Linked DNA regions of Mus musculus: regions 2 and 3 are each linked to region 1. A link is a loop called in an ENCODE intact Hi-C map of the cell type or tissue named here. Cell type or tissue: left cerebral cortex. All regions are shown on one strand.

Region 1 (8,000 bases):
TCTTTTTATATTAAAACGGGTAGCCAGTTTATACCTCCAGCTCTCATCAATACAGTTTAGGTAGTAAAAGGAAGAACAAGTCCAATATTAACAAGATTTCCCCCAAAACATAAAGCTCCCTTAAACATGTCTTACCACCACCACCAAAAGGCAAATTTTGAAACGGACAATTGAGCCAGTCAGGATACCCCAACCAAAAAGCCAGTGGGGTACAGCCATAGCACTGTGCCTGATTTCACAAGTCACTCACCCTTTTCAACGTATTTTGCTTCGATTTTCCGCTTCCAGTGATGGTGGGTTTTAGTCTTATGGTCAGATAAGTTGAAAATCAGCTGGATGAGAGCTACAGAGAGGAAAACGGGCAGGAGGATGTGGCTCCATGCCCTCAGCCAGCACATGGCTCCTCTCCCCCTTTGGGTACCGGACTAGACAGGATAATCCTGCTCAGGGAACCTGCCCAGCCCTGGGCGCTGGGCCCTCCTGTTCTGACCCTTTCATGCCAGCATAATTAGCAGAATCTTAGAATGTTCTGGCTAGAATAAGAACTTCAAGATCACACTCCGGGTGTGCACTAGTCTCAAGCCCTGAATACCACGTGCAGTTTGTCCGCTGGACTTGATCAAGGTCTCTTTCTCTGCCCTCAAAGCCTACTTGGTTTGTTTGTTTTGTTTTTCTGACATATTGTTGATTTTTGATGAAAGGACTAAGTTCTAATTTCCAATGTCCATAATATATAAAGTGGTTTGCCATTCAGGATAGCATGCCTCAGATATAAATGAATCTCTACGATCTTACCCTGCTCGGTGTGGTACACAGGAGGCTGTGAAACTCACTGTCTGAAAACTTCTAGTCCTGCCCTTGACTTGGCTGGGACAGTTGGTGTGTTCTAATGCAGTTGGTCAACATATGGTGTGTTTTAGGTAGTATACAGATGAACCTCTTATTTTCATAATCTTTTAGTAGTTAAAATATACAATGACAAGGATATAAACTTTCCCCTTTAAGGTAAATCTATGTTTTAAAAAAATGAACTTTCAGATATATAATAATTGTACACAATTAAAGGACAAGGCAGGCATTGGGGGAGGTTGATCCAGAACGACTGGGCCTGGAGCACTCCTGACTCCGTGTGAGCATGGAGAGTGAACGCTAAGTGATGGGAGACGATGGCAATGTGTCCTTCAGCAATGACCATTCTGTTTGTTTTTAAAAATGGATGATGGAATGGTTTCCCATATTCCTCACATATTTATGATCTATATTGTGACTTACTAATGAAGTATCTACTATTGACCCGTAAGAAAGGAGGAAAGACATGATCAAGAATTCGGTTTTTTCCTTGTCTATTAGGCAGACATGAAACAGAGCACTGTTTGCTGTAATATGAAATGTGTTCTCACAAGCAGGGGAGACACAAATGCAAAATGAGAAAATGAGCAGGGATATCAAGAGCCCATTTATAGAAAAGTAAAGTCCAAGTAGGAAATAAATCCCGAGGGGAAAAAATCATAGCTAGTACAAAAAAAAAAAAAGAGTAGTAATGAACTGTGATGCTGTGTTCATCGGGTGGGCAACCGTTTACAAAGGAAACTAACCCTGCTGCTGGACATGTGGGGCAAGCCACCTTTGGCACAACTGTGAATTGCTAGTGCCTTTGGAAAGCAACTGGAGTTAGCTGCTACATACATACACATACATACATACATACATACATACATACATACACACACACACACACACACACACACACCCTTCCGTCATCTCAGGAAGTGTGCTTCTTGCTGCTCATTGGCTCTTATGGTGCAGCTCCTGACATGGAAGCAGAACCTGAAATGTTAGAACTGGGAGACTCCAGGCGTTGAGTTCTTCCTCGCTCAGGCCTGGGCAAATGATTCTAAGTGTATCCAATTTAAGACACTCTTAGAGCTTTTACAGAAGGCTGGAGCAAGGATGCATGTCTCCTCTGGTTTCAGACTTGGAAGGATTTGATCTGCTAAAAGCCACCATGACATAGAATCGGGCCGTGAATGCCCAGATCAAAGCACACGTGCGTGGTGAGCTCAGCTGTTGTGACGCAGACTCCTGCGCTGTATTCATCCGCATGCTGTGCTTCCTGCAAATGGCTCAGTCAAGACTAAACACTGTAGGGATGCTAATAGGAGTGGGAGATTTTGGCTTACAGACTACCCATAAATCTCTCTGAAACTTTCTTGGAACTGTGAGGTGTTCTGAACCCCTGCCAACCAACACTTCTGTCTTCTCTGCTTCACAGGTGTTAGTGCTGTACGAGGGTTTAAAGGTTCTCCATGCCTTCTCTGGCCCTTCCCTTTTCATCTTTTCCAACAGTGCCCTAATGGATAACCTGCATGTATTTTGGCAGATGACTCTTCGAGGACCCAAACTAACACAAACACTGCTGGAAGAGTTCTGGGACGTGGTGCTGTGTTCGCCAACACTACTTAGCCTCACTCTGAGTGATGGTTAACTGGTAACTGTAGTCTGGGAGGGTGCTTTAAAGGAGAAAGCACAGATTGGTTGACTTGAACACAGAATGGTTATAGTTCTAGAGGTTATACATCTAAGATCAAAACGGAGGCAAGGTTGGCCTCTGCTGGGGCTTCTCTAAGTTTCTCGAGTGGCGCCTTCCTGGAGCTTTTCTCACATCTCCTGGTAGCTTCTCTCGGGGCATGCAAGCCCCTGGCAGCTTTTCTTCCCATAAGGACGGAAGTATTCATAGCTTTGGATCCACTTTTATGATCACATTTAGCCATAATTTGATCCTCGAAGTCCCTGTTTCTAAACTGTAATACGGGGGATAGGACTTCAGCACATGAATATGGAGGGAACCCATTCACTCCCTCATAGTTTGTCACAGTTTGAAGGGTTTCCCTGTTGTCATTCAGCTTACTGGTTCTTTTTTTTTTTTTTTTTTTTTTTGATCAGCGTATTCTTTGTCTTTCAAAATTATTCCTGGTCCCCGCCCCACAAAATCATTCCTCGTGCTTGTACAAACCCTGCTTCCTCTCTCTTCCCTGCTTCAGAAGTAACCCCTGATCTTGCCATAGTCAAAAGCAAATGTGTGCCCATTAAAGTAGTTCCCAGGCACTTTTTTAGATTTTTGCATTGATCAGGTACAGAGTCAATATTTCCAAAAGGTGGAAATAGCCAACAAACAGAAGAAATCCTGTCCATAAATTTCAACGTGTGACAACTACTGCCACCTGTTGGTAGCAACAGTAATGGTGTGTTTTTTAGTTTAGTTTGTTGGGGACCATGGAGAGGATGGGAGGGTAAGGGTGATGTAATATCTCTGTTACTCTTTGCTGTTCCTTACCCCTCTGCCTCAGTGCAGAGCCAAGTTGAAGAATTCATTAGAATGCTTAAATAAAGGGACAAAATGCAGAGGTGTGGCTGAAGTTACAAGAACAAAGGACAGTGATGCACTTAGGGGTTAGAGTGAAGGCAAGATGCTACCAGATACCATCAGCAGGGACTACACAGAACGCTGGATCAGAAACAGCCGCTGCTCGCTGAATGAGAGCTGTGGTCTCAAGGCTGCAGAAATTCGTTTGTTTGATAGAGTAGGAGGGGGACATATATCACAATCTCTCTCCCTCTCTCTCTCTCTCTCTCTCTCTCTCTCCCCTCCATTCTTAACCCATGCCAGAGAGGCAAAGAAACTTGGGCAGTACCTCTGCGAAGGACAAGGCAGGGCAGGGAGGGATGGAGGGTGGATTTGGAGAGTTAACCAGCACTTTACCAACATAACCAGACCCATTCCTATAAACAGATGAAAATCACCTCATATTGTGCATATTTACTTTACATGTCTGATACCTATATTAACCTAAGATTAAGTTATCAAATATCTCATCTGTGATGGTGATACTCCTGTACCTCGTTACAGAGGAAATCAAAAGTATTTTTAAATAAATGAAAGAATGAATAGACTCTCATTTTCTGACTTCAGTTTAGCGTCTTGCTGGAGGGAAGGCTTAATGCAGCCTGTGTTAAGTATGAATGCTCGGTGACTTTCTATCTTGAGTTCAACATGCCAGCATTCCAATTTTGAATGATACATATATCAACAAAAGATACAAGGTAAATTCTCCTAGATCCTGGTTGTTGGTTTATGTGAGGAACAAATATGAATACCATTTTCTATGACTCTTCCCCCCCCCAGTGTGTCTTTTTGAACATAAAGTATATAGCATATTTTAAAAATAGTCTACTATATTTATCTCTAACCTGGCTAAACATTCACAACAAAGGCTATAAATGGAAGTGAAAGTCACCTTTATCTCTAAAGGCAGCAGTAAGATCAACCCCAACTGCATTCAAATGTGGCCAGACAGCTGAACTTTTAAATAAATAGCCTGTCAAAGGACAGCAGATAAACAGTACCCCATCTGCTTACAGCTTAATCAGTGGGTATTGTTATAGTCAGTGCCTACATCTCTTCTCCTAAAGACAGAAAAACTACGCTTGCAGTGACTAATGTCCTTCCCTTTCCTCTGACCATTGTAAAGGTACTATACCTGTAGAAGGTGCCTGATCGGACATTTAAGACAATCAGACAAGGATCCTCATCATGACTGTCTAATTACCATGTTGACAGAATGACAGGATCACATCAATATTTTAGTAGTATTGTCAATCTCTAAACCCTGGAGCAGTTAGTTCTCTCTCCAAATGTCACAGTCCTTGGACATTCCTCAGAAGGGTGGGGGAGAATAATGGAAATTGTTGGTACTCTGTTGTTAGAGAAAAAGGAATGTTTATAATCTACAAGGCATTTCTGGGCGTGCATATATAGCATGGAAAGGCGTTTCAGTGGAAAGCACATACATTCTGACGGACGAGTGTTGCTAAGTGCACGATTCAGCAAATGTTCCACTATATTGAGTTTCAGGCATCGGCTGAATTATATTATGGTGAGATTTGTGATTAAGGTATGTTAACTCAAAACGACAAGCAAGGGCATTTAAAGCCCACATTTCAATGAAACCTGGCAGCCCAAAAACAGCTGCCTTAAGTCCACTCCTCTAGTATTTCAAAGGAAGAATATCAACGGGTTTCTGATAGCATATGTGCCAACTGCAGAAATTCTAGAGCAGTGTGAGAGACTGTGGGTGAAAGGTCACACTGCCTTGTACAGATGGCACGTTTAATTATTAAAGAGCATTTTTCATCATTTAATCATCTCAGGCCTTGAAATAAAAGGTCTTCTTGGGTATCCTGAAGTTTATTGCAACCTAAACTCCACTCTCTGACTTGTGTGAAGCCAGTAAGTAGCATATGTTATTTCATACCCTAACTTGATTTACATTCTCATGGGAGTTGGATTTGTTTTGCAGGCAGGCTCTAAAAGACATCTCATGGGGGAAAAAAGATGAAGGTCATGTCTTTGGCAGAGAATTTTTAAATTAAATCTTTGTTTCAGTCTTAAATCTGGCTCAAATTCCACCGGAGAATGGCATCTTCTTCAAAATTACTTGTATGTCTGCTACACAATTTCTTCTCTAACTTCAAAATGTTTTGAAAAATAGTCACTGCAAATTCTGTCTACATACACACATACAAAAATCACATAATACTGTTAGTCTGGTATGTGATTGTCTTACTTTACCTGCAGCTGACAAGAATGCCCTGCCTGGCAAAAGAAACCTCAGCAGAAAATGTGAATTTGGCTCCCAGTTTGAGCTTACAGTCCATCATTCTGGGGAAGGCACAGCAGCAGGGGTGTGGTCAGCGCTGGTCATCTGTCCTTGAGAAACAGCGAATGATGAAAGCTTGTGCTAGCTCATTTTATTTTTCCTATCTAGTCCAAGTCTCTGGGAATGGTACCATCCACAGTGGGTGGGTCTCTTTTCCATCTCAATTAACATAGTTAATTATTAAGGATAATCTAACACATGCATGCCCAGAGGTCTGTCTCCCAATGACTCTGAATCTCCTGTCCTTGAACTGAAGTCAAATCTCACGAATTTAGTAAATCCCGGGCTCTCTCACCTTGTTAAATACACACATTTGCATGCAGGTGTTGGGTTCACACAGATGTGGTTTTAAACGGAAGATGTAGGATAATGGATGTGTTTATTTCATTCCTTAAAAATCAAAATCCATCAGGGAACTTTTGCCATGCAAGACTAGTTAAAAAGCACTCCTTAAAGGAATGGCAGCAACTCCCGGCAGGTGCTGAGCAGGATTGAACTCTCGGAGCTGACCTTAGCCCTATGAAATGAAAAAAATGATCAAGCAATACACTTTGTAAAAATCTGACTCACGTCCTGTTTTTGCTAAGTGGTGGGAACAGTGACTTTACAGTCACTCATTTAATACCCAAAATTGTCACCAATACTCTTGGGCTAAAGACTACTGGGGTCTCCTCTGTACTTGAACAGTGAGGTTTGCTCCTTGTTACAAGAGAGAGAATTCACAGCATGGGAAAATGTGAGTTGTCTTAGTAAAAAGGTGTTAGGAAGCTGTATCCCAGAATTTAGACTTGTGTTAGAAATTTGAGAGAAATCTAATCTTAAGGATTTTCTCCTCAATTGATTTCTAACACAGAGTGGAGTTAATCTTATCTAGAAGGAAGACTATAGAACATCTGACACTGTAAAGGGTAATCAGAAGGATAATGCCAACCAGAAGAAAGGTAGTAGAATCAGGATTTGAAGTGGGTGCCTAGCTATAGCCTGCACGTTTTTCTTGTTTCCAGACACTGTCAACAGAAGCAGCAAAGAAGCAAAACCGAGTAGGAAGGATGTTCCACGATGCCTCGGTTTCACAGTCAAACAAAGGACAGGAAGAAGAGCTCAGTGAATAGATTCCCATCAAGTTTGCAAAGTCTTGGCCTTACGTGATGCAGTAATGAGACAGGGTGATTTAGACAGCTGACATCCACGATGCTAGCCTGGTGCCTCCTTGGAGTTTGTTTTTACTCTGGTCTCTTTCAAGGCTCCTAGATCTTTTTGGTATTATGTGGGGAGGTTCTGTCAGGCGATGGCTAAATTAACTCTTGATGAAAATGCATAGTAGGAGAATTGAGCACAAGCTGTGTTCTCAACGGCAGATCTTTCTGATCTTGAACAAGAAAGCCCTGGCTTCTTCTGGGCTAGCCTGCCTTTGCTCACTACACACAGTTCCAGAAGCTAGTGACAGTCATGATTTCTTCCTTGAGCCAAGCCATCAACATATATATGAAGGAGAGGCCTCTTGGCACCAATCAGTAAGTCCAGTGGGATGTGGTGTCATGTGACTACAATACCAGCACTGGAGAGATGGAGACAAAAGGATCAGGAGTTCAACCTCATGTAGCTTCAGAGTAAGTTCAAGGCCTCCTACGCTACATGAGACTTTGTCTCAATACAACATCACAACTCCCCCCTTGGAAAACAGTATTTCTCTATCCAGATCCTGGGGTAGAGTGAGAGATAGGGGGTTAGAGTTGACAGGAGGCTGCTCTCTGAGGAGATTGTCTGTTCCTTTCACCAAGATCCCCAGAGCTTTTTTTTTTTTTTTTTTTTTTATGACTACAGAGGCTTGGCTTTTTATTTTTAGATTTATTTATTGTATGTATATAAGTACTCTGTCTGCATGCACACCTGAATGCCGGAAGAGGGCACCAGATCGCATTATAGGTGGTTGTGAGCCACTATATGGTTGCTGGGGATTGAACAACCTCTGGAAGAACAGACAGTGCTCTTAATCGCTAAGCTGCCTTTCCAGCCCCAAGCTTGCTTTCTTGAGGTCTGATTCTTCAGTGTTTTTGTTTTTTTCCCCCCTGAGTCCTTTCAGCTTCTCAGAATATTTCCAGAATTTTCTTCAGGCTTTGTTGTTTGTATCCAAAGGACCCCATGTGACAGATTTATTGCGGAATGTTTTCTATTTCTGAGAGTTTGGGGACAATGTCCTTTAATGATGTCAATTCAACACAAGAAAGGACACCCTGGAAGCAGTGGCTTTCCCATTCTTAGGGAAATGGGATGACATCCCCA
Region 2 (8,000 bases), 200 kb before region 1:
AGACCAAAGTGTGGACACTGTGCCCCTTCTTAGAATTGGGAACAAAACACCCATGGAAGGAGTTACAGAGACAAAGTTTGGAGCTGTGACAAAAGGATGGTCCATCTAGAGACTGCCATATCTAGGGATCCACCCCATAATCAGCTTCCAAACACTGACACCATTGCATACACTAGCAAGATTTTGCTGAAAGGACCCAGATATAGCTGTCTCTTGAGAGACTATGCCAGGGCCTAGCAAACACAGAAGTGGATGCTCACAGTCAGCTATTGGATGTAGCACCGGGCCCCCAATGAAGGAGCTAGAGAAAGTATCCAAGGAGCTAAAGGGATCTGCAACCCTATAGGTGGAACAACATTATGAACTAACCAATACCCCGGAGCTCTTGACTCTAGCTACATATGTATCAAAAGATGGCCTAGTCGGCCATCACTGGAAAGACAGGCCCATCGGACAGACAAACTTTATATGCCCCAGTACAGGGGAATGCCAGGGCCAAAAAATGGGAATGAGTGGGTAGGAGAGTGGGGGGAGGGTATGGGGGACTTTTGGGATAGCATTGGAAATGTAATTGAGGAAAATACGTAATAAATAAAAAATAAATAAATAAATAAATAAATATCCTTATATAACAATGATGAAAGTCCCAAGGTGTCTGATCAAGGAGCACATATCTCATGTGCACTAACCTTGGAGTGCTTCTTTCAAAGCTTTGTTGGCATCACAACCCAGGGTCAGGAGTCCCCCACTAGTGCCTTATGCAACTTCTGTTCAATAAATATTTAAGTACGAAGGAGTGTAGATGTTTTAAAATTTAAAAACGACCTTTAGACATTGACCTCAATATTTATATTCAACAGAAGTAGTCACATTTTAAATACCTTTGGGAAGCACACACAACACAGCCATCTCAAAATGGGAAGAAAAAAAAAAAAAAAACAGGGAGAGCTAGCAAATATGTACAAAATCTGAAATGTTTCCTATAACAGCAAGCACAAAAAGGGAATCTGGGTTTTTACATTCAGGCTAAAAGTACAATTCTTCCATTCATGCACTTCACATTTTTATGCATCTTTTCTAGAACAGGAAAAATGGTTTCATACCACAAACTATAGAACTCTGTTGGCAAAACACTTCTCCCTAGGGGAAAAGTAGTTTCTGGTTCTCAGACAAAATAGCTCCAATTTAAAGTAGGTTTGTTTTTTTTTTGGTTTTTTTTTTGGGGGGGGGGGGTGTTTTTGTTTTGGTTTGTTTTTTGTTTTTTGTTTTTGTTTTTTGTTTTTTGTTTTTGTTTTGGTTTGTTTTGTCTTTTTCATCAGAAATATGTGATGACCCCTATGCAAAATATAATGAAAAAGATAAACGATGCTCTAAGCTGGCAAATGAGGCCTGGGTTTGTATTTGTAAGGAATCAGATGTCTGACTTTGGAGTTCTTTCACACAACTGAAACAAAGACAATACAAGTACATGTATGCATGATAAGCCCTCCTGGTAAGGAGTTCTCCCCGAGAAGCCATCAACAGTGATGCTGCTGCTGATTGCTAGGCTTCTTCCCAAATTCTCTAATGCTAAGAATCTGATACATAGACACACTGGAGATGTTTAGATACAGATCCACAATGGCCTATCACATTCCAGTAAACTCCCAACCTACAGTAAACCTGTAACATATATAAATGAAAAAGGCATCCGACTGAGATTCAATAAAAGCAAGTCCAGTCTAGTTCGCTAGCTATAAAGTGTTTTCCATGAATACAAACTGCCCAGACTCAGGAGCTGGTGATCACGGGTGGGGGCCTGAGATTACAACTGATCAGGGACTGACTTCCTGGTATCAGAAGATAAAGCAAGAGCGGCCACGCCCCTTCTCCAAGAACAGGGACCCAAACCTGCAGTGGAAAACAAGCACCTGGGGCTTACACCTGAACAACTCTCACCAAGGAGTCCCCAAGAACACATGTTCTTCAGTTCCAGGTTTCAAAAAATGGCTATACAGAACACAATGGAGGGCACTGAAGGGGGCTTAGCAGTGAGGGGCGTGGGCAAAGCTAAACAACTGATCTAGCATCATGAAGAGATGCTGTGGATGAGTCAGTGAAATCAAACCAATATTCCTGTGAGTATTGGTGGGAGACAAACATGAAATGCTAGTCATTACTAAAGGCTCATTTGCAGTAGCCCACTTAATTCCACTTGTTATTCAAAGAAATGAGCACCGTCATGGCAGCCAATCAGTAAGGGTAAAGTGACATTTAGAGTTGTGAAGCAGTGTAGCCAATGTCATAGCACAAGAGGCAGAGCTGGAAGTCAGGCACGAGTCGGGTGAAAGCATCCCTTGTAGTCCATGCTGCTGCCTAATGCACCAAGCCTCTCGGGATTCTGAATTTGAAGGTTGACCAGAAAGCACCATTTTCCTAAAAGCACCTCAGATCTTAATGAACCACACTGAAATTCTATACTGTGACTCAAATTCTGGTGCCTATGCGTCTGTATCGTGTGTTCCTTCAAAACACATGCTGAGACTCTGGGCTGGCTGCAGACAAGTGAGGACTTTCCAGGAGTCACATCTGAGCTCTGAGGTTACAGTATCTACAGTTCTCCATTCAGTATAATCTTACCTTCTAATGAAGGGGTTGTATCACCTATGTCATCTTTTAGCCTAGAAGACTCTCTGCTCCCATGTAGATAAAAATTGGGGAATTCTGGTATTTATCTACTGAGCAACAAATCTAAATGAGACCCAATCACTGGGCTATCTAGTAAAGTTTAATGCCTTAACACCTCACAAAGAAAACAGCAGTTGTAAGTGGAAGCCATCAATATTTATCTTATGCTAGTCACTCTAAAAATGTGCCCAGTCCGTTCTACCCTACACAATGGGGATGATTACAAAGAGAAGGGTTGCAGAGACTGATCACTAGAATGTCTCTGATATACTTGAAGCACCACAGTTTCTTCCTTCTGTGCAGCTGTACAGCTATAGAAAGGGTAAAAATCCACCAGGTAACAAAGTTGGTCTATGTCTGCTTTGAGGACAACCAGACAACGTCAGCAGTGTGAGAGGGAGACCTGTGTCCATGACTCCTGAAATCAAAGCAGCAAAACTGCTGGGTGTTATCTGCTCAGAACGCCTACCATCCCGGATGGAACATATACAGTCACGTGGAGCATTTAAGGGACTTATACGGCTTGATAAGATTCCTAATTTGTCATTTTTATTGCACCAGTACTAAGACATTCAATAGTTCCTTCTTTCAGAGGCGTTTTGTTCATAATCTTGTACTTGTTCTGCAAGCTTTTTAATGTCTACCATGGTGAAGGAAAGAAACTGGAAAAACTTTATGACTTATATATTGACACAAAGTCAACATTGTCATCCTGGTCTTAATTAGTATTAGTCACAGTTACACAGGTCATAGACAATGCTGAGGCTAGACTGTCTGGGTTCATATCCTGACATATATATCACCTTCCAGATGGTCAACCCCAAGCAAGTACCTTTACCCCTGGCTAGAAAATGGAAATCATCATGACAGCACTAACTACTGAATACTGTGATAAGAATACATTTGATTTTTCTGAAGTTCCAGAACAGTGTTTTGCCACAGAATAAACATTTATACATGTACATAAATGGCGTTTATTATATAAAATATGAATAATGCTGACTGTATGCAGAGATTTTTGCAATGACAGCGAGATGGTTTCCTTACCTACAAGAAGCACATTCCTTCAAAAGGAACTTTTGAAGGTTTTAGACTCGGCCTCATTCTACAAATAATTTCAAGGCAGAAATGTGAAATTCTTACAGCACAGAAAGCTAAAATAAAATCCCAAATAGTGATGCTGGGATGGCTCAGTGATCAAGAAACCAGGCTCTGTTCCAAATGTACACATCAGGGCAGCTCACAACCACCTACAACTTCAGCTCCCGAGGATCTGACGCCCTCTTCTCGCCTCTACTGGCACCTGCCCTCCCATGTGCATATCCACAAGCACACACATAAGCTAAAATAATAAAATACAAATCTTTAAAACAAAACACAAAAGCCCGCATGTAAGGACTGAGACATCTGTTTTCACATGACAGCTTGGCCACAGACCTTTTTTCTCCTCTTCTATCAAAACACGATCTAAAGTCACCAGAACCCAGACCAAGAGAGAAACGTTTCAACAGTGTTGAAGGTGCAATTACTGGTGTGGCTGAGTAGAGGAAGCTCGTGGGGAGCCGCTGACATGGGAGCTAAGGTCTGCACCAAATCCAGACAGGTTGGAAAACGGAGGGAAAATAGGAAGTTTTGGCTGAAGCTGCAGAGCTGCGCGATCTCCTTAGGTCACAGTGAAAGGTGCAGGCCCCTGCCTGCCATTCTGTCCCAGTGTACCTAGGCTATTTGTCATCTGAAGATACTGACATCTATGCCCTTGGAAACTGGAAACACAGCACTAAATTCAAAGGACTGAATACTGTGCTCACTAGAACCTCTCTTCAACTCCCTTGATCTGCTCACATTCCCAGGGCCTGATCTAACCCATTAGACTTTCCTATCCTAGAGAAAGATGTCTCCAAAAACAATTGAATCTTTTGGAAAGCATTTTGTTTGCTGTGTCATTACCCTAAAGGAAAGCAACTTGTTAATCAACCTTGCTCATGGTAAAGGGCTAATCTAAGAGCATGTCAAGACTTATCCTCACACACTGGATAGTATACGATAATCATGCAAGTCACGCACTTCGGAACAGCAGCAAACATGCACAAACAACATACAGAAAAGGGAGACGACATATAACAGACATTACACCGAACAGAACAATGCTTTAATAGTAAGAAAACAGCTAGCCATGGTGCCACACCCCATGGTGCCACACACCATCGTGCCACACACCTAAACCCCAGCATTCAGGAGGCCAAGGCGGGAAAGCTGCATGTCCAAGGCTATCCTGCGATATCTAATGAGACCCTGCCTCAAAATACCAAAGGGAAGAGAAAAGGAAAAGACAATGCATACAGGGACCAGAAAAACAACAGGGTGATGATTTTAAAATTCTTTGGGGACAATTATTTCAGCTATAATTCTGTATGTGGCCAACATACCAACTGAATGTAAAAAAAGAAATCAGGGCAATAACAAGGCCCAAGGAACAGAAAGTCTCCCTGTTGCTCTTCTCTCGAAGTCACTGGTTAACTAATTCTTCGAAATAAGAAAGTAGGCCAGAGTTGGTGACTCATGCTTGTGTCATGACACTTGGGAGACCTGGGCAGGAGGAGTCTGAGGTCAGCATAGGCTGCAGAGTGAGATCCTTCCTAGAAATAAAGTTAGAAAGCAAGAGGTGTGAGGTCATGCTGAAACAAGTGGTCAGGCTGAGGGGACAGCAAGGGAATGGGAGAGCTTCGGGGCTAAGACCAAGTGAAACCAGGAGCCTGGATCCAGAAAAGCAGGTTCTGTGGGACAGAAGCACCTACTGCACTCTGCGACAGGAATGATTTCCAAGAGAGGACAGATGAGAACACAGGCAAATGAGCACATGTAAGCTACTAAGTCAAGCTGGAAACAAATGTTAAAGAGAAAAGCAGTGTGCTACAGTATACCTGTTGGCTCTGAAGAATATATGTACCAAGTCAAGCTGGATACAAATGTTAAAAACAACAGCAGTGTACTATAGTATACCTGTTGGCTCTGAAGAATATATGTACCATGTGCCCAAACAAAGTTCATGAATTTAAAGTGACAGATAAAGTGGCTTATAAGGCTATTTTTTTCATTAATTTATTTACTCATTTAACATCCCAATATCATCCATCTCTCCTCCCAGTCCCCCCTCACACAGCTCCTCCCCCATTTCCTTCTCCACTTCTCCTCTGAGAAGTAGAAGCCCCCACCCTGGTATTGTCGTACCCTGGAACATCAAGTTTTTTAATCAACCTTTGAAAAGCTCCTCAAAACATATTTGGGTAATTATGACATCATTTTCAAATAAACACATGGTCGTTCAACATGGACTGTACATGAAGTTAAGTCATTACAAGATAAACAGATAGTAGAATATCTGTGTGTATCTGTCAAAAAGCTGAAGCAATAAAAACAAAAGGTAGGTTCTTGACCTCCATAAGACTTGTCAGGTGTATCAGCACCATACGGTGGGCAGTCAGAGCAACTCTTCAAGTATTTGCAATAAAACACATCTTTAAACCAAGTCTAAACATGAAATGCACACCATGTTGCCTTTATCTCTCCTTTGCAGATCTTTAAGTGTGACACACACGTGGTATTGACCCTGAACTCATATGCACCAGAATCACTTTTCAACTACCCAAAAACAACCCTGAAATTGACTCACCCTCCCATGCTTTGGATTTTCAGTCACTGAGTCTGGTCACAAAATAACAACTCCAACCATTTCTCAGGATCTCCAGGACTCTTCCTAGTCAGGCATGATGACATCAGCAAGATTCCCCTTGAAGACTCCCTCAGAAGCATCTCACCTAGTTTCCTGCTATTTCGGTCATTTTCCCACATAACTGATAAAGTGTCCTTTTGAAACAGACATGAAGCCGCTTCACTCTACTCAAATTTAGTTTAGTGTGAGTGTTTCCTCTGCATGTGTGCATATGAGCCATGTGTGTGTCTGCTGCCCTCAGAGACCAGAAGAAGCTGGTGAGTCCCCTGGAACTGAAACTACAGACAGCTGTGAGTGGCCATGTGGGTGCTGGGAACTGAACCTGGGTCTGGACATCTCACCACCAACTCACAAATGTTCACTAGCCTGCAAGAGGCTGAGGCAGGAGGATCTTGGGTACAAGGACAACCAAAGCTACAGAGACCCTGTGTCAAAACCCCAAGCCTAAACTTCTTTGCTAGCTATGGAAATGGAAGGCCAGCAGTTGGGTGACTCATGAAAGGAGCTGACACGTAACTGCCCTGCAGGAATGAGCTTTAGTAAGAGAAGGAGCCTCGTGGCCATGGTGAGGTCTTAGGTAGCCTCTGGCGGCTTTCTGTAAGTTTCCAGGGCCAGAAGCAAGTCTTGGACCATGTGGTTTAGTCTAGGGTAGCACAGTTGTCAAAGACCATGGAGGAGGCAGGCAGTGCTGAAGACAGCACATGAGGAGCAGTGAAGCCACAGCCCAGAGGCCTCTAAACAACCCCTTAGTGTGGCAGAGGGAGGGGAGAAGGGTCTAGTGGGTCTCAGGCTCTGGCTGCTTACTTCTTAGGGTGACCATCTTCTTAAAGGGGAAGGCTTTAGTCCAGCATCCCACAGTTCCTGTCTCCACAGTAAATGCCACTTTGTAGCAGCCTGTAATCTGTACAAGGTAGGATACACTTCTGACTCCATCCCTACGAGTTCCCCCTCTCTCACTCGGTTCCACTCCAAGTGGCCCCTTACTGTTGCTGAAAACACTAATGCCCCAGTTATATGAATACCCTATGTCTATGTATATGTAGGCCTCATGTCTATAGAAGTGTCCCTTCTGTGAAACCTGGGTGCTTACTGCCTGCCTCTCTCCACAGCTAAGTTCCTCGGGGACAGGGCCTTTCATCTGGTTTTCCCATTGCTATATCCTCACAGATCAGAACAGAGATAAACACATGCCAAGTGACATTTATGAATGGTCTAAAAATCACTAGGCTGCATGTAGCCAAATGTGAGTACATTTTACAGTTTAAAAAATGGCTTTGGGTAATCATGATGAAAATTTTTTTAAAAACTAAAGTACAGGGGCTGAAGAGATGGGTCAGCAGTTAGGAATACTGGCTGCACTTTCAAAGGACCTGGGTTCAATTCCCAGCAACCACATGCCTGCTCACAACTGTATGTAACTTCAGTTACGGGGGAGCTGACACTCTCAGGCAGACATACGCCAATGCATATAAAATAAAATTTTAAAATTATTTAAAAAAATCACAATACAGAGTACTTAAATGTAAGCTGAGGACCAAGACAATACTGTTCATATTTATAACTTACAAATTATTTGGTTTTATTTTTATGCCTTACTTTCTAA
Region 3 (8,000 bases), 220 kb before region 1:
CATAGAAAGTAGAACCAAGGTTGTCAGGGGTGAAGGGAAGGGAGAATGGTAGAAATATTTAATGACTTGGAATGATGAAGAAGTTCTGGACATGGATAGGGGTAATTATTTACCACAAAACACTGAATATACATAATAATGCCACTAGACTATAAATTTAAAAATGGTAGGTTTGGCAAATTCTGTATAATGTGTATTTTAAACACAGTTTTAAAAAAATCAAAGCATACAGTGTCTCTCTCACAGTTACCAAAATGGAAAAGCAAACACTCCCCACAGATTGTTTTTCTTCAAAATATCTTTTAAAAACAAGATTCTAAGATCCACGAGGGCAGAAACCAGATAAACCTGTTCCATTCATCATTGTCACCAAGTAGACTCTCCACCAAGGCTTGCATGTGAGTGACTGCCTACAATAAAACAGGCTCTCCTGAGCCGCCATTCCACCATCTAGAACGTTCCAAATTTACTTCTTGTGAGGTAGTATTACTATACCTAAGCTTCTGGCCGCTCCTCTCTACTGCTGCAAGTATGTCTCCCAGCATCTTATACAGAGACACTGAATGCCTGCATGATGAAGACAAGTGTGGTTTTAAAATATATGTCGCATCACCACACCACTAGCCCCCTTTTTAAACATCACGTTTTGCAGATATTCCATTCCTCCTGTTGTGAGATGAAAAAGAAACAAAAAACAAAAACCTCGCAGTGTACACAAAGTGAAGGTAGAAATATAAATAGCTAGAACATAGCACTCTCAGAAGACAGAAAACAGACTCATCTCAACAGACTTAGATATAAAACACCAGTTTATATTTCTCTTTCCTTTTTAGAGAATAATAAACGACTGATCGAAATACAAGAAAATTCCAACTCTCCTTTGAACAAAATCCAAATATTCATTCCTAGAAATCAAAGCCCAGTTTTATGCTTAATTTTTAATAAGTACAGAGGCTCCTCCTCCAATAAGTCACTTACTATAAATCTTAGATTCCATCTATGTTTTTCTCGATTAACTTATAAGGTAATGAAGTAGTCTTTCTTACTTTTTTGTATCACAAAATTATATAAAAACTACTTTCTGATCAATATGCAAGTTATTGAAAATCTGGTCAACTAATATTCACTCACTACAACATTCACATTTCAAGTTAATTCCTAAGTTCAAACATACAAAGTAAAATATTTTAAAGCAAAATATCAAATGCTGACACCCTTAAAATTTAGCACCCACATAAAAGGTAGACCCAGACAAATTCACAGGATCATCTAATGTATTAGTCTCTTATGTAAACAATATGAAAATATATCCTTCAACTTCAAACCCCCCTGGCTACTTAATACCATGCCCCAATTAATTAAGTAAATAGATATTCATCCTCTGTCAGGGTTTATATTTCAACCTTGCTTGTCATCTTCTTCATGAACAGGCAAGCCTCATTTTGGTGTAGCCTGTCTACTAGCCCAGCCTTTCTTGTATGCAGGGGTTCTCCATCAGCATCTATAATGCTAACAGCCCACTAGTAGAGCTAGCTGGCACTTCAAGCAGAACTGCATGAAGAATTATCACTTCTATGCAGGAGAGCAAAACCATTACAGGTATAAAGATGCCAAGTGGCAACACCCTGACCTCTACTCAGAAACACACACTCAAAGCAGGTGCATGTCAGGGCTCGAGGAGGAGAAGGGGTAAGGTGATCAGAGAAGCAGCCCCGGATTTCTAGTATAGTAGAGATATCAATTCTACTCAGACCCAATCCAGCTAAATTCACAGACATCAGTTTACCCAAAGGAAAAGTGGTCTCCCGTCCTTCAGTTGATTGACTCAGAGGGCATTCAGCTAAGCATAGCCAGGCAAAACCATATGCAAGATCTCTTTAAGCTATAAAAAAAAAAAAAAAGGTAGACTAGTTTCCAAAGAAATCAGACTCGGCTATGGCAAAGAAGCAGTCACTGAACATTTTCTTCATCTTATCTGCTCCTGGTGTTTACAAACTCCAGGCAATAGCCTTGGGAGCCTCCGGGGATTCGCTGAGTAACCCCGTCGGATCCTTAATTTAAATACCCCATTATCAATCTCTGCTGGTTTTGGCAGTTAAATAGAATCGACTGAGTGGCATGACATGCACAGAATGAATCCTTTTCAAGTTGTAAACGAGTGAGTCAGGATTCAGACTTGCCGAGATGCTCCAAATTAAAGCCCTTGCTATGATTCAGGCATGCTCTGTCTTACCGTTTATGCTGTTGTCTCTCTTGAGCCGGATTCACCTGGAACTCCTTAACATATCTCTAGCAATGTGTTTGCACCAAGCCAGCCTCAGACAGCAACTGAATTCACATCTTTCTGCACTAGCAAGCTGAAATGGTACGGCCGTACTACAACCAAGAAAGGGGGAAGCACAAAAAATTCCAGAGATCACCCAGAGAAGCTGATCTCAGTGGAGCAAGACCAAAAACAAAAAAACAAAAAAACAAAAAAACAAAACAAAAAACGTTTCAGAAGAGCACAAAGAACATGCTAACAGTCGGTCTTGAAAGCTTTAATAGGTCAATTTTTTTTTTCCCTAGAATGATCTCTTTTCTTCCTCCAAACACGATGGACTTGCCTGTGGGGTTCCCAGGAAGGCAGAGTGAGCGGGCTCTGCAGCAGCATTGCAGCCAGAGGAACCACGCATATGCTGTCCAGGCAATCCACTACACCCTGTCTCTCCAGAAAGATATTGATTTGCAATGCAGTGCTGCTTCAAAAGCATACAGAACGGGAGGCAGACAGCTCGCGGTAATTGCACATGAGGAAAAACATTTAATCAAAGGGATGCACTTTATCCTGCTCAATTCAATTTTTAAAGGCACTAGAGAAAGCCAGAAAGTATCCTGAGTGACAGTGCCATTAAATCATCATCTGAGGTCCTAGAGAAGGCCAAGTTTAGGCTACCAGCGTTCATGTTACAAATGCTTGGGAAATGGTTTGATGTGTCTATATGCATAACGTTTGTCATATGTAAATGAGGCATAATGAGGACTCTAAAATTACCATGCACCAAATGCAGGAGGTTAGATTTTTTTTTTTTTTTTTTTTTTTTTGCACAGGTGTAGCACTTACTGAACCAAAGTGACAGTTGCATAATTATGAGCCTGAAGAATTACTGATGGGCTTAGGACCCATGACAGCATCAAAAAACAAAACAAAACAAAACAAAAATCCAAAAAACAAACAAACAAAACAAAACAAAACCCTGCAAACCAGGGCATGCAATCTTTAAGTAAATTGTGCCAAGTCATGCCAGAGGGTACTGGGTGGCAAAGGAAAACTAACTGCTACTCTCTTAGCGCCCCCTACAGGAGAGAGGCTGATCTCTCCCTCATACTTGAACTAGGATTTTCTATGCCTGGAAAGAGAAGCACCATGGTTCAAAAATTAGAGTAAGGTACAGCAAAACTGAAAAATAACTTACAGAAGAAATTTTAAAATAACATGGTAATCTATAATTATAAATATTCAATTTTATGGTAAATTTAGTAATGAGAGACGGTAACTACTGTGCTAATGGTGAGTGGCCAGTACTCCCCAGGCGCTGGGCTTGAGTCTGTGTGTTGCCAGAGGCTGAGGAAGAGACCATTCACCCATCACAGCCCAGTGGATACAAATGAAACACTTCTCCTTCATAAGACGTCATCCTCATCACTCCAAATATCACCTGAGAAATAATCAACTTGATTTTTTTTCTGCAACATGAAAGAAAAAATAAAATATAAAAAAATAAAATTTTCATTTAAATAAAAACTATTATGTGCTTTTTTCTTTATCAAAGCTAAGAAATAAACACTTTTGGGGGAGGGGTGCGTATGCATAAATATGCTTTGGCAAGCCACAAGTCAAGTTCAGATGCTGTTTCTCGGAAGCTGTCCACCTTTTTTTTTCCCCCTCAGTTTCTCACTGGTCTAAACCATTTCCCCAGAGCTAAGGTAATAAAACCTCATGTGCTGCCATGCCAGGCTTTACACAGGTTCTGGTATTGCATGGCAAACACTTTTCTGATGAAGGTAGCTGCCCACCCCAAGTTTTTCCCTAATATCAGAAAGTATTTTAATTGTGTGAACCACGTGCCTGAAGAGTAGTGGTCGTCCAAAACATCTTTAAGGCCTTGAGATTCTCGATAGGGTTGCTCATCCTTCCAATGCACAAACTCTTCTTTGGCAAAGCCAACACTGCTTCAAATCTGAATCATGTAGGATTTAATTATCTGTCACATCCTAAAATGCTCTTTTATTATTGCTACTGTCCCCATTTTAAGGCTCTGAGTACAAACCATGCCAATCACCGGCTTTTTTCATTACTCTGTAACACAAAGCGAGGCCTCTAAAAACATTGATTAATTCTTAAACTAACTCATCAATTTTTCCCAACTCCATGTTTTGGGTCTAAAATTATCTTAGGTAAACTCCTTCCCACAATTCAATGCTTAGGTTCCATGTCAGCTTAGTCACTTGGCCACAACAGTTCTTATGGTTTGTTCTTCCTGAAACTGTGGGTGAACTAATGTGGTATGCAAAGGGTTAATGCGACAAACCATAAAAATAACAAAACAAAACAAAACAAAACAAAACAAAACAAAACAAAACAAAACACCTCTCTATTTACTCCACAAGCATGCACTTGTATACACAGCACTGTGAACAGCTACATACATTCTCTACATCCAAGGAACTAAAGGAATGATGACAAATAAAGTGCCTACTATTCACAAGGACCTGAGACATATAACAGGTCATATTAATGTCTTAACATTACAGACATATAAACGCATAGCAAGCAAGACATGAAATTATCTGTAATAATCAAATACCAAAATTAAATTTGCAAGTAGATTAGGCTAAATCTAACTCAAAAAGAAACTTCAGATAATGATTTCAAACACTTATAAAAGCTATCCGAAAATGATTCTAAATAAGTAAAACAAGTTATAATAATGTAATAAAACATGCTTATTATTCTTCTAACAGAAGGTCTCATTATGTAGCCCTGGATGGCCTTCAATGGTCCATGTCTGCCCTCAAACATTTCATCCTCATGCCCCAGACGCCAAGCATCCCTGGCGATGTAAGTTTTTGACATAAGCTCCCTGCTGTATCTCAGGAGACTCTTTAGAGTAAGTAACATAAATCTGAGGAGCCTGGGCTCTGCTTGGATGGGAAAAGCACGTGAGCAGCCACGTGAAGCCTCAGCCGGAAGCTGGCTGAGCCGATGGCCAAGCACAGTGGCAGCAAGAAGGTTCAACAGTAGAGCTTAAATGGTCGTGTGTCGCGTACCAGGAAATCGGGCATTTTATCCCATGGGAAATGGTGGTTGCCTTGATTCAAAATGTCCATCTTAAGGGAATTATAGACAGATAGTGGGCTAGGTGGGGCTTTTCAGTTTTTAACAAGGAACTGGTATAGAAAATAAATCTGGACAAGGAGGAAAGGGAAGACATTCTGGAAGCAAGGACAAATTTCTGGACAAGACCGTAAAGAAGGCAACGGAATTAGGGGGTGGACAGATAAAGAGGTGTTTCAATGCTTGCTATTGACTGGACTGGACATGAGGCCCAGTAAAATGGGGGGAGCTCAAGTTTAGTCCTGAAATTCTAACATCACAAGGAGAAAGTGGGGGCATAAACAACCAACGGATACGAAGGAAAGGCGGCCGGTGGAGAGGAAGAGGTGTTCTGGCAAAGGCATGTGTGCGTTCATGCTCAACAGCACACGGCTTGCTACATGCCTTCACTCATTCCCCTAATATCTGGGGTGAACCAAGGTGCTAGTCCACCTACTTCTAAATCAAAGGAAAATGAAGCCAGAGATAAATGCTTGCAACCAGCCTCAGTCCACCTGAAACTAGAAGATAAACCATTTGTTCCTCAGGCAGGCAGCCATTGGCTGGGCCTGAAGAGCAAGGGCTCCAGGCAGGGCTGGGCGCACTGACTGTGCAGAACTGAGCCTGTTCAGTCAAGCCAGCCATTTTCCACTTCCTCAATGCTGACAACTGCTACAGCCATCTTCACCGTTGCTCTTCTCTCTGCCCTACCACGGTTCTGACCTGCCAATCACTGGCCCACTCTGCTGGCCCTAGCTCTACTTAACTGGACTTCAGCAACTACCTCAGCATAATCTTTCCTCTCCATCCCTAGCCTGCTGCCCTAGCTCTGCACATTAATTTGCTTTGTTCTTCTATTTATCTTCACACAAGAACCCCACCACCACCACCCAAGAATCAGGGGCTTCTCTATGTTAGTCCTGGGTCTTCCTGACACTTTATAAATTGCAGAAGAGCTGCTGGTGACAGGAGTATAAACAAAGTCTGGGGGAGGGTACAGAGTCAAAATGGGCAGGGAGCACGGAGAACTGTAGGGGAAAAATATGGTATCAATAAATACAACTTTAGAGTTGGCCATAAAATAGCAGTCAAGGCAGTGCTGGGACATGGGGCTCATCAGTAAATTAGTCACTGTTTTCACGAATGAAGAACATCTTTACAAGGGACAGTGACATGTATCTGAAACCTCAATGGGACACAGTAGAGGCTACAAAACATTTTGAGATTCAGAGAGAAAAAAAAAGGATAAAAGTTCTTATAAATAAACATCTCATTTGGATTTGTAAAAAAAAATGGGAAAAAAGACTGACAAAGTTTAATCTGGCATCCATGTAAATTCATCTCCGCAATGAAACCGAAGTTAACCTCCCGAAATGCTTCCCTGACTTGAGATGGCTCTTTCTCCAGCGCCCTGGGGAGGTTTCTGAGTGAGCATTTACAGTCGTTAGCTGACTGCTTCTCCAATGCTGCTGCTGCTTCACCAGGCCTAAGCATTGACCTTGGAGTAAACCTGAAAATTCTACAGCTCAACTGCTCTCCATCAATGGCACTGAGCACCCAAACTTTCATATTCGGATAACTGTCATTTAGTTAAAATAGTTCCTCAAAACACTGCAACTCTGAAGGCGCTGAGCTTAACTACTTAAGAGTCATTCAGTAGCTAAGCTCAAGCTATCCTTAAGCCCTTGGTGCTGTTTATGGGAGCGTCAGAATTGAGAATTTGTGTTCTCCTTTCTGCGCCCGGCTTACTTCCCTCAAGCAGTTTTCTCTGGCTCCATCGCTGCTGGAAATGATAGAATTTCCTTGTTATGAAGACTAATGGTGTCCCTCTGTGTTTGCGCACCACTCCCTCTTTCTCCATTCATTGATGGTCCACATTTATGCTGATTCCATAACTCAGCTTTTCTAAACTGAGGAGTGAACTGTAATAAACACGTTGTGCAAATATCATTTTTGAAAAGTTGATTTCATATCTTTTTACTAAACCACCAAAATAATATAGGCAGATTTGTATTGCCACATCTGTGTAACTTACAGTGTCAACAGAGTTTGGGTGTGATGGGTTTATTCATGTTTCTTGGTTAAAAACAAATCTGTGTTGAAAAAAATATGTCCATGTGAAAAAAATCTTCAGTTATGAAATTGATCTAGTCTGGAAATTGGAAGTCCAAAGATGGAGCTGCTGCTACCAAGGAACGTTAGGCGGTGATGGCTCACAAGAACCTGCATAAAAGGGGAGAGCCCTGAATTTAATGAAAAAAAAAAACAGGTCGATGCAGACTACAGCAATGAATCAGGCCTTTCTTATTTTCACCTTGCTTTCTGCAATCTCATTTGGGACACAGTATTGCTGCTCCCTGGACTTCAGCCCCTTCTTTCTCACCTGTATCCATTGCCTCCTCAATTTCCCTGCTGACAGTGGGTTTGCACCTCAGTCTCTGTTCCCTTTGTCAAATCTTAATCACTTCAGACTTGTACTTGCTTTGAAATATGTTAGTTTTTTGTATACCTGCTGTATACACATGCATGCACCCTTCCATTGATTTGAGTGATATATGAACTATGCATACATTGTCCCCCTGCTTATAAACCAGCGGAAACATGGCTTTGGCTGTGATGTCATGCACCAAGTATGTACACCTGG

The links. Hi-C counts contacts between places; a loop is a spot of excess contacts. Peaks named below come from ENCODE experiments on the same cell type or tissue, not always from the same donor. Only the 100,000 strongest peaks of a DNase experiment are listed, where the experiment ranks them.
Region 2: a loop joins it to region 1, with 3.0 times the contacts of the local background. A loop is called at or near these places in 2 of 42 quality-filtered maps.
Region 3: a loop joins it to region 1, with 2.7 times the contacts of the local background. A loop is called at or near these places in 9 of 42 quality-filtered maps.

The regions. Positions count from the first base shown.
Region 1 is chr5:5,478,616-5,486,615 of GRCm38, forward strand. Pttg1ip2 (PTTG1IP family member 2) reads right to left here and starts at 528. Exons shown (of 7, transcript NM_001200025.1): 1 at 251-528. The coding sequence starts at 398. Gm30325 (a long non-coding RNA gene) reads left to right here and starts at 552. Exons shown (of 5, transcript XR_868230.3): 1 at 552-654; 2 at 2,381-3,242; 3 at 6,722-7,327. In left cerebral cortex, a CTCF peak has its summit at 3,225 (motif pointing left); a DNase peak (open chromatin) is centred at 3,236.
Region 2 is chr5:5,280,819-5,288,818 of GRCm38, forward strand. All of the region lies in intron 2 of Cdk14 (cyclin-dependent kinase 14), which reads right to left. Among named protein-coding and RNA genes, the nearest start is that of Gm30151, 86 kb to the right of the region's middle. In left cerebral cortex, no CTCF peak of the experiment used is centred here; a DNase peak (open chromatin) is centred at 3,919.
Region 3 is chr5:5,263,347-5,271,346 of GRCm38, forward strand. All of the region lies in intron 2 of Cdk14 (cyclin-dependent kinase 14), which reads right to left. Among named protein-coding and RNA genes, the nearest start is that of Gm30151, 100 kb to the right of the region's middle. In left cerebral cortex, a CTCF peak has its summit at 3,333 (motif pointing left); DNase peaks (open chromatin) are centred at 536, 1,612, 2,287, 2,670 and 1 more place; H3K4me3 peaks cover 3,308 bases; H3K27ac peaks cover 3,313 bases.